Linked DNA regions of Homo sapiens: region 1 is linked to region 2. A link is a contact called in ENCODE Hi-C or POLR2A ChIA-PET data. All regions are on one chromosome and are shown on one strand. Each heading gives the region's core, a stretch centred on a gene start or an enhancer-like site at or near the end of the contact. The rest is flanking DNA. Distances are from core to core; before and after follow the strand shown.

Evidence for each region. A loop is a pair of places that touch in the nucleus more often than their neighbours do. ChIA-PET counts read pairs that join two places held with the same protein, here RNA polymerase II (POLR2A). Pooled maps may share reads with other maps.
Region 1: a map of CD8-positive, alpha-beta T cell shows a loop between it and region 2 (5-fold over the local background). The contact joins the enhancer-like site here to the promoter of CNOT4 in region 2. A Hi-C loop is called at or near these places in 5 of 168 maps with a recorded cell type or tissue (CD8-positive, alpha-beta T cell, Calu3, GM12878 and 2 more), 14 of 37 single-sample maps with no recorded cell type and 11 of 50 pooled maps. POLR2A ChIA-PET finds 5 or more read pairs at or near these places in 7 of 52 experiments (CD4-positive, alpha-beta T cell, H1, MCF 10A and 4 more).

Annotation. Positions count from the first base shown.
Region 1 is chr7:135,573,033-135,578,614 of GRCh38, reverse strand. It overlaps NUP205 (nucleoporin 205), which reads right to left. Exons shown (of 43, transcript NM_015135.3): 3 at 4,790-4,961; 4 at 2,201-2,345; 5 at 1,487-1,646; 6 at 591-819. Among named protein-coding and RNA genes, the nearest start is that of NUP205, 18 kb to the right of the region's middle. Within about 2 kb of position 3,199, at least 2 of the 41 ENCODE cell types and tissues checked have a DNase peak (open chromatin) inside an H3K27ac peak, as active enhancers do; they include OCI-LY7, where a contact is called at or near this core.
Region 2 is chr7:135,508,036-135,513,630 of GRCh38, reverse strand. CNOT4 (CCR4-NOT transcription complex subunit 4) reads left to right here and starts at 3,529. Exons shown (of 12, transcript NM_001190850.2): 1 at 3,529-3,742. RefSeq lists enhancers at 2,834-3,003, 3,154-3,273, 2,649-3,553, 3,584-3,783, 3,554-4,459 and a silencer at 3,344-3,583.

The sequences.
Region 1 (5,582 bases), core at 1,950-4,449, 65 kb before region 2:
ATCCCAAAAGGTACACTACTGTTGATTGTACACATACTAAAAACAAAAAAAGAAAATGACAATAATCCTAAATTTCAATTTCACTATTTTCAGTCATTTTTATAAGTGTACTACAAATAAACAAGAAAAAAGTTAGACACTCATTTTTTCTGCACATAAATTCTAAAATAGAAATCATGCTATCTAAAGATCACAAAAATTTTATTTACTTCACAGAAAACACAGATCAAAGATTACATTACTGAAATGACAGTCACTGTCTCAGAATGTTTTAATAAAAAGTTTGAAAATGTAAATGAATGGTAAAGAAACAAGCAATTAAGTAAATTAGGCATGTGCAATCATGAACATGTATAATATATGCTTTAATACTTTCCATTCCAAATCCCCCCAAAAAACAGAAATAATTAACAGGACTGCAGCTGTTTTTTAAATGTGATCTTATATATAAATATTCAAATATGAACGGACTGCAAACACAGGAACAGAGCAGACTATTTTAGTAGCTAAAATATCACCCTTTTTAAATGTTATCCCCACAATTTTAAATCTGATTTTTTTAATGTAGGAAAATGTATAAAACTCAATACCATCTCGTTCCTCTGTGCTTTGCTCTATAAAACTGATATCAAAACAGTATAGAAGCGCCATAAGAAGAGCCAGATTCACTGCATCCAGTGAGCCATTAGCCTCAACTGTCACTCTTTCCAAATGTCCAATGAGGAGGAGAGTGTCTTCTTTGCCTAAAGGTGACTGGCAAGCCCAGGCAAAAAGGCTTTCTGCAAGAGACTGCCTGCACTCCTTAATGAGATCAGAAACCTAGAAATAAAAACATGACTATCAGTATAAATAAATTACAGTGAAGCCTGGTCTTATTCCAAAGTACAAACTACCTTTTACAAAGGCTAATAAAAAAACCTATCAAAATCCACAAGTGATCCTAAGACGTCACCTCTGGAATTCTGAACAAACCCTATTGTTTATTCCTTATCCTTAAGTTCCTTAAGAAATTGGGATGACCAATTTCTTGTTCATTTCATAAAAAGAGCTAGAATGGCACATAAATGACTATACCGAAGCTGAAACAACTGCAAGTCAATTTTATGGACACAGCTGACTACAAACTTTAATATACATTACGAGCTGACTACAATTAACAATTTATTGTATACTGTACTGTCAAACAGTAGTACAGTGAATTTTGAATGTTCCCAACACAAAGAAATAATAAACGTTTGAGGTGATGGATATGCTAATTATGATTTATTACATATCATACATATGTATCAAAATACCACACTGTACCCTATACATATGTACAGTTTTGTGTCAATGAAAAATAATAAAAGCAAAAAAAAAGAAAAGTGGCAATCAGGCATGGTATCAGCTACATAATTCATCTTGAAAAAATGAACATTCTAATTGTCATGTTTCTGCCTCTGAGATTTGACAGACAACTCATGAATTGATTTCATTGAACCCTTGCCTCTTTGCGATGTTTTTCACTGCCCAAACCTCTCTCTCGCTGTAGTTTCTCAAACTCATTATTCACATCAATCTGTGACACCAGCGTAAGAACTTTATAAGTCAATCCTTGCTCCATCAGCTCATCTGTAAAGCGTGTTGTCATGGAAGCCAGCTCTGGACTGTAATGAAAAGAAATCAATAAACTACGTTAAACAATATTGTTTATGCTTCTTCATAATAATAGGTATAGCAAACGCTCTTTTTTTGAGACAGGGCCTTGCTCTGTCACCCAGGCTGGAGTGCAGTGGCGTGATCATGGCTCACTGCAGCCTTGACGTCCCAGGCTCAGGTCTTTCTCCCACCTCAGCCTCCCAGGTAGCTGGGACTGCAGGTGCATGCCATCATGCCCAGTTAATTATTCTATTTTTTGTAGAGATGGGATTTCATCATGTTGCCCAGGCTGATCTAAAACTCCTGAGCTCAAGACTGTAATCTGTAATCCCAGCACTTTGTAATCCAAAAATAATTTGGGCCACTGCACCTCGGTCCAAATTATTTTTTATTTATAAACACAATAAAACAGGTTTAAATTGTTATATCTGTCTTGGCAGAATAAGGGAGTATATTACTCAGCTTATGTTACATATTGCTCAGATTGTATATAATAAGGGAAATATTGTCATACTTCAAGTAATTTCAAATTAACCCCTGAAATCCCAAGAAGTAAAAAGACCTGAGTTCTAGGGTCCATGTCTTTCCCCGTCTAGACTGTATCAAGGCTTTCAAGGAATTCGCAATGCATCGCTTTCCATCCCAGTACAGAAGAACAGCTACTAATCCTCTGGTAAGGCCAGGAAAATGTGGCTGTTGATGCTCTCCTAAAAAAGGAAGTTGAGAAATAATATTGTTAATAAACACGTATGTGTTTAGGAGGAGACAAAAATCAATATAACAATGTTCAGTTCAAAGAATCACAGTAGCTCAGGGCTTAAGGGGCCCTGGGGTCCTCTACTACAAACATCCATCCACTGTCTAACTTCTTGCTCAACATATTCGAGGGCCATCCAACTTATCCCTAAACACCAGCAGGGACATGGAATTCACCATTTTCCAAACTCTCAATTTCTAACTCTCACACTTACCTGTGATTTCTACATACTGGGTGAGAATCTTTTGGTCTCACTGTTGTCCACTAAATTTAATTTTATTCAATGCCCATTTTACTATCTCATATGGAATCTTTCAAATATTTCTAAGTTTCTTCCCTCGGAATCTTCTCTGAATAAACAACCTTTTTATAATTCAAGTTCAGTCACCTTTTAACTACTCTCCTTTGAATGAGTTCTACCTTTTTTTTTGAGATGGAGTCTCACTCTGTCACCTAGGCTGGAGTGCAGTGGCGTGATCTCACTGCAACCTCTGCCGCCTAGGTTCAAGCAATTCTCCTGCCTTAGCCTCCTGAGTAGTTAGGATTACAGGCACTTGCCATAGCACCCAGCTAATTTTTGTATTTTTAGTAGCGATGGCATTTCACCATGTTGACCACGCTGGTCTTGAACTCCTGACCTCGTGATCCACCTGCCTTGGCCTCCCAAAGTGGTGGGATTACAGGTGTGAGCCACCACGCCTGGCTAAGTTTCACTTTTTTTTTAAGAGTACTTTGCCTATAGTTTCAGTTTCATTTCCTAAAGCTTTCTTTTCCCCTTACTGCAACTACTCCTCCACTCTACTCCTTTCTGTTCCCCAAATTCATCACCTTGCTTCACCCTCTTGCACAGGCAATTTCTTCTGCCTGGATGCCCTTCATCCTCCCAAATAACCACCTATTCCACCTGATGTATGCTTACTCATTTTGCAACATCTACCTTAAACTTCATGATGTTGTTAAGAGTTCTCTGTACAATCAAGGTCCATCTAATACCATCTCTAAATCTCTGGACCATCTCTAAATCTTGCACAAAACTGCATTAATTGTACTTAATTGTGTCAAAATATTTGTTTCCACATCATTCTCAATTATTAGAATATGAGCGTATTTACACTAGTTGAGATTTTATTCATCTTTATATCACTGGAGTGATATAATTAACACCATGCCTGGCACATGGTAGGTATAGAAGAAATGTTTGTTAAATGAAAGTTCCGAGTTAAACTCAAAACTCAAGCATGTCTAGTGAACATCCCCCTCATTCTCAATATCATACTTCTTTTAGTGCAGGCTTAGGTCAAAAAGGATTTTGGTAGCCATATATTATCTTTAGACATATTAAACTTTTGTTCAACTAACATGCCCATATTTTCTTCAAATGGCTCCTCCATTATAATTAAAACAAACTGCTTATAGTATAGAAATTTTTCTCTCTTTTCTCTACACAGCAGCCAGAGAAATAATTTCAGAGTTAGAATGAATTATGTAATGTCTCTGCTTAAAGCCCTCATCAACAACTTTCTATTGCAATTAGAATAAAATCCAAATACCTTTCATTATCATGCAAAATCAAACATGCTCTGATTCCTGCTGTATCTGCATCTTCCTTTGCTCTCCCTCTCATTTATGATGCTCTAGCCACAATGATCTTTTTATCCTTAAACACGCCTTTATTCCCACCTCAAGCACTGGCTGCTTGCTCTCCCCGGAAAAGCCTTACCCAATAGGTCTGGGTGGCTGGCACCTTCTCATCATTTGGGTCTCAAGGCAAATGACACCATCTTAGAGAGGCCTTCTCTACGGATCCTACTTAGAGTTGCACTAGCCAGCCTCCACCTCTCTATATCTCACTGCTTTATTTTATTTTCTTCCTAGTACTCTGTATTATTGAAATCATCTTATTTTTTACCTACTCATGCATTATCTGAATTACTCTCTCAAAAAGAAATTCCAAAAAAGTGGTGACCTTACCTGCCTACTCACTGACAGTAAGTGCTTTGTGCTATAAAATTTCTGAGATGTCTTTAACAATTCTGATCACTAAACTGAAGCCTTCCTTCCAATCAAAGGTTAAGAAAGGATAGCCGGGCATGGTGGCACATGCCTGTAATCTCAACTACTCGGGAGGCTGAGACATGAGAATCACTTGAACCCGGTAAGTGGAGGTTGCAGTGAGCCGATATCATGCCACTGCACTCCAGCCTGGGCAACAGAGCGAGACTCTGTCTCAAAAAAAAACAACAAAGATTAAAAAAGGAAATATTTTGAATATGGTTTTACCAAACTGCAGCCTTAGAAACTATGATAGAATCTAAACAATAAACTATTTTAAACTATGAGTGATTTTATAATTTTGCATTATTTTACCACTGTTTCAGTTAAATGTCAACCTACCAGCAAGAAGAAGCTCAACAGCTGCCAATTCTCCAATATCAAAAAGGTCACTGAGAATAAAGGCTTCTTTAATGAGCTGTTCAGGAAGAAGTCGAGTTCCCTGTTGACCCTGAATGGCGACTCCCTCTGTACTGGCTTTCTGAACCTTCTCATGCTGTTGAACATTTTTTGGCTACAATGATAAAATTGTAATTGTTATGAAAATAGCACACTGGAGACAAGGTCCCAAAGTGTTACCTACAGAAGCTTATTCATGATAATTCAGCCTGGTAACATGACAAACAGAAGTATTTCTTATCAGCTAATTTAGAACAGACTTTTATGAAGTAATATTTTGCATAACCTTAAACTTTTTATTCCAATACTACCTTCTCAATAACTGTGACTGCTAAACTCTGATCTGAAAAATTTGGAGAAAATATACAAAATAGCATACTATTTTTCAAGTTTCTACAGAACTTTTCAATTACATAATAAATAAAAATAATAAGGTCTTCAAATGGTACATAACAAATGGATATATGAACTGTTTAATTACTTAGCAGAGCAAGTAACAGTTTATTAATGTTATATAAAATGTAGTCTTATTTCCTAAAAGATAATTTGGTGCAAATATTTAACATATGACGTACAGTACAGAATTAGCTGATAGATCATACATCTAAAGTTTCGGAACTTAAAGGTTACACATTGGTCATTGAATCTAGCTCCTCTATTGCAGACAGAAAAACCGACATCCAGCTAAGTCAGGTAACTTGTCTGTGGTCATAAAACTCTCTAGTGGTACAGCCAA
Region 2 (5,595 bases), core at 2,280-4,779:
GCTGGTCTCGAACTCCTCGGCTCAAGTCAGCTTGCCTCTGCCTCCCAAAGTGCTGGGATTACAGGCATGAGTCACCATGCCTGGCCATGGTGAGGTTTGTTTGTTTTTTGAGACAGAGTTTCGGTCTTGTTGTCCAGGCTGGAGTGCAGTGGCGTGATCTTGGCTCACTGCAACCTCCACCTCCTGGGTTCAAGCAATTCTCCTGCCTCAGCTTCCTGAGTAGCTGGGATTACAGGCACCTGCCACCACACTTGGCTAATTTTTTTGGTATTTTTAGTAGAGACGGGGTTTCACCATGTTGGCCAGGTTGGTCTTGAACCCCTGACCTCAGGTGATCCACCCGCCTTGGCCTCCCAGAGTGCTGGGATTACAGGTGTGAGCTATCGTGCCCAGCCTGTGGTGAGTGTTTTTTTTAACCACCTCCTGTCTCTGCATATTCTCCACTCTCAACCTGGTAAAGACTACCCTCCTCTCCCCACCAATCTAAATTAGGCTCCCCTCTTAAACTTTCTCATAACATCCTTTATACATCTTCTTAGTACTCATGACCAATTGTAATCATATATATGAAATTCTGTTTATATGCTTGTAGTTATTTATTTATATGATTATTTAATCTCTGCTTTTTCTACTAGGCATTATGCTCTATGAGGACAGGGACCATGTTTTGCTGACCATTGTTTTGCTATACCACCAGCATTGAGCACAATGCCTAAAGGCAAAATAGATTTGTTAAGTGAATAGATAGGTTCCACACTTAGGAATCATTAGGTAAGCAAAGTAATACAACTGAATGTTTTTTGTTTTGTTTTGTTTTGTTTTGAGACAGAGTCTCACTCTGTTGCCCAGGCTGGAGGACAATGACATGATCATGGCTTACTGCGGCCTCAACTTCCAAGCCCAAGTGATCCTCCCACCTGAGCCTCCCAAGTAGCTGGAACCACAGGCAGGCACCACCATACCCAGCTGTTTTTCAAATTTTATCTTTGTAGAGACAGAGTCTCCCTAGGTTGCCCAGGCTAGCCTTGAACTTCTAGCCTCAAACAGTTCTCCCGCCCCAGCCTCCCAAAGTCCTAGGATTACAGGCATGAGTCACCACACCTGGCCAAATTTAATGTTAACTTTTAAAATTATATGAGAATGAAGTGTTACATACATAAGTCTATATGATAGTATATATATACACATATGCATACATAAACATATGAAAACTGGCAATGTAGTATAGTAAAAGGAGTACTGGCCTGAGATGGTAGTGACTCTTACAATTGGTGACCTAGGAACTGTCACCTCCTTACTGTCAGTCTCAATACAGGGGTGGCATTGCCCCCTAGTGTTGGATATTTTATTTATAAGTGCTAGCAAACCATGACTTGACTGTATTTCTAGAATGGTCATGCTGAGCATTTATATATTGAAATACAATTTTATTATAAAATATTTTCTTCATATCATTTATATTATAAATAGCACATCATTTTGATTTCAGATGAAATCATGTATATAGGTAGTTTATATACCTATGAATTTCATTTTAGGCTAACAAAGAGCATATTATAAAAACATTTATTAAAAAAAGGAATGTTGGGTAAGATAAGGTTGCCACTGGATTAGGTGATGCTTAAGATCCCTTCCAGTTTTTACTGTGATGATTCTAATCTTTCATAATGGGAAGGCTTCTTTTTATTTTGTTCTTTTCATTACTTTGTTTATATACTACTATAGAATCAGTAATATATACAAGAACAATAAACACATTTTTAAATAAAAATGTCAACCATATTGAATGTTTAGGCATTTAATTACCTAAAGGGAAATCCAAATAATTTCCCAAGTTTCCTTGCTAGGTAATCATTTCATGATTCTATAATTTCAAACTTTGGGTAAAATGTGACTTCACTACATATTTTAATTTTTACCCAAGTAACTGTTGTCTCTAGGTTTATAGTGAGGAAACTGAAACACAGAAAACCAATGTACCAAAAGAATGAGGCCGGGTGCCCTGGCTCACGTCTGTAATCCCAGTACTTTGGGAGGCCGAGGCAGGCAGATTACCTGAGGTCAGGAGTTCGAGACCAGGCTGACCAACATGGTGAAACCCTGTCTCTACTAAAAATATAAAAATTAGCCTGGCGTGGTGGCACGTGCCTGTAATCCCAGCTACTCGGGAGGCTGAGGCAGGAGAATCACTTGAATCCGGCAGGCGGAGGTCGCAGTGAGCCGAGATCGCGCCACTGCACTCCAGCCTGGGTGACAGAGCTAGACTCCGTCTCAAAAAAAAAAAAAAAGAAAAAACAATGAATTGAGGGCTTATTATGAAATTAAGTTCGTAAATTTAAAACTGCAACCTCTTTCCCTACTCCCCTTCCCTGCTTTAAGTTTTTAAAATCGGTTATGACATACTATGCATTTTAATCACGTATTTTTAAAATAATGCCTCTTCTCTCCTCTTCCTCATCCCAACACATCACTAGAATAGGGACAGGGAATTTTTTCTATTTTGCTCACCATTGTATTCTCAATATATAGAAGAGTACCCGGCAGCTAGGAGGAGCTCATTGAGTATTTGCTGTATGAGTGGGTGAAGAATACATGCAATAAGCAAAAGTTACTGCTTCGAGCGCCACTTCCACCAGAGTTCTGGGATGCAAACGGGGCGACCAGTACATTGACTGACTTTTGTGACTGATGATTCCTCAGTGCTCGTAGGGATTGTGGCTGCATTTATTGTTCTTGGGGATGTGCCGATGTGTGTAGTTTGTAAACTTGCACACAGCTGTGCTGGCTGGACACCGAACTAACACTAATTTGCACCGAGGTCCGCAAATTCTCAAATTCACACCAACAGAAGCACGTTATTGTAAGTGCACGGGTGTTCCGTTCTCTTGGGTAATCTGCACAGAACAATTTAGTGTATGTCTTCACTGGTGATTTTACAGTGAAGAAGGGATCAAGGGTGGTGGCCCCAAATGCGCAAGGACAGGGAAATGAATTAAACAGGCGCCTGTTTCCTCCTTGTTCGCAAACAGACGCCAAGTCTGTATCAAATTCTCACCCTGGATCAAATCCCGCGCTCTTCGTACCCACAACCTGCCTCCACCTCCACCCCGCCCCCTTTAGATATCCCTGGTGGGCGGGGCAGAGAATAAACATTCCGGGCTCCCCGAAAAACTGTTTAGCCTCGCCCCAGTCTTGGGGTAGCACATTTCCGCAAACACCGAGGACACGGAATCACTAGTGAAAACCGCCGACCAAATGACATTGAAGCAGCACACGCGTGCAGAGAAGGAAGCAAAACACGAAGAAAGGCATCAGTCCAGCAGCCACGTGAGGTGGGCGATCCCCTCCGCCCTCTGAGAGAGGACTTCAACTCCCGGCGTGCCCCTGGGAGGTTACCCTCCGAGGACTTCAACTCCCAGGGTGCTGCGGGAGCGGCCACCGCAACCTCCCACTCAGCCGCCCGCCGCTCCTCCCGCCCCTCCCCCGCCCCTCCTGGCCGGATCAGCGTGCGCCTGCGCACGGGAGGCCGGAGGAGTCTTACCCTAATGTAAGATGGTGGCCCGTCTGGCTGTGGAACCCACCGAAAGCTGAGAGTCTCTCTCTCAGCCGTAAAGGTCGGACTCGCTGAAGCAATCAGGCCCGGTTCTGAAGAGTTTTTTCCCCGACGCTCGTTCGGTGGTTTCTTGTGAGGACGCGGCAGCCCGTGGAGTCGGCTGAGGGAAAAGCGAGGCAAGGCAGGCGGGTGAGTCTATGCGGGGCTGGGCTTAGGGGAAACCCGGGGCTGACCGGCTACGAGAGAGCGGAGGCTTCGCTGGGACTGTACAGGCCGCACCCCCCTTTCTCCCCACCCCCCGCCTCATCTTCACCCTCCTCCTCCTTGGTCTTCTTCCTCCTCCTCCTCTTCCTCCCTCTCCCCTTTACGCCACAGCAGTTACCATAAGGAAAAGGGAGCGGGTCAGAAGGCAGCGCGGCGGCAAGCAGCGACTCTCCTTCGAGAATTTCTTTAATTGGGGAGCCGAGGCGGCTTTTGGTCTCCAGCTTTTCCCCCTGCATTTTCACCGGGGCAGGATTCTTAGGTCTCAGCCCTCCTTGTTTCCCCAATCCCCTGTTCCCTGTCTGACGTCCTTTCCCTCTGGCCCCCGTCTCCCAAGACCAAAGCCATCACTTCCACTCTGATCCGTGTTGGCTGCTGCTGCTCATTAATCCCACTGCTCATTGCCCACTCGTCCTGCTGCTTGTTTTTTTGCTCCACTGCTACCACTCTGGAGTTAGCCTTTGCCCCCCTCTGGTGCTTGCAATCAGCCCACAGTGTATCTGCCACACTAGAGCTGCTTCCGATTTGCAGTCTTTCCTTCCACCACATCTGTCATCTTAAAGCTGCCCCTTAAGTATCTAGATTATGCTCCTCCTGCTAACCCACCTGTTTCTCAGCCTTCTTGAGAATTGTCCGTTCCTTCCCTCTTTCCTGTACAGATCCTTTCAATATACACTTCCAGAAAAAGGGAAGCCCCGTGGTGGCCCTTGAAAAGTAAAAGGAAGTTGGGAAGTGAATGAAGTGAGGTAGGATACTATTAAACGTTATGAGTGAAGATCTTTTATTCAGGCTACTCCGGAGAGGACCGTTTTCGTTTTGCTTTCTGTGATCTATTTGTCGCTTATTCGCTCTGTTGTGTTAGGACTTGGCTTTTTTTCTTTTTTTTCGTTTTGGACCGGTTTTATCATGCTACTAAGCGTTCTTTGGATTGCCTCTCCCCAGGACACTTAGTGTGGGCCCTGATTTATACCAATAAATATTAACCCCAGCATTACAAAATAAGATAAATCTGGCGCACATACAGAATTCATCTGTGAACTCCGCTAGCAAATATAAGTGATATTTTGATTACATGTGGGTTATGTGTGGGTTCTGTATTGAGGCTTGATTTTTGACTGAGTTTTATTGATGTTCAGCTTAATTGATGACATTTTATTTATGATTTGAGTGGAAATTTCCTCTCCAGTTAATATCAGATTTTCTTCTTATTTTTGGATTTGGGAAGTTCTCTTGACATTTCTAGGATGATAGTTATCAGAATAAATTGTCTTGTCTTGAAAATCCATTAGTTATGTATGCAAAAGAAAAATCGACATTTTTATATAAACCTAAGTTCCTCGTATTTTTCTCATAGAAAAGAAGGGGGCTGGGAAAAGAATGACAAAGCTGTGCACATACATGCATTTGGTGGAACTCACTGTCATTGTTATCTACAGTAAAAAGCAGAAAACTGGAAGCAAGAGGTGGCTTATGATGTCCATGTTTTGGTGAAAGCAAAATTAAGATGTACTGACTAATGGTAAAATGGGAAGAAGCAGCCCTGGCTATAATCAGACCACTGTGAGATAAAGAATTACCAGAAAAGCAACCAAGATTACATAGTTCAAATACATACATCCCAAGTTTAAACATGACTTACATGACATTGTATTCTTAAGATATATGTAAAAATGTTTAAAATCAGTGACAGTCTCATGTGGCAGTCCATTACTGGGTTATTGTAATTTTTACAAATTTTACCTGTAAAATTTGGAATCTTAACATTTGGCATTATGTTCACT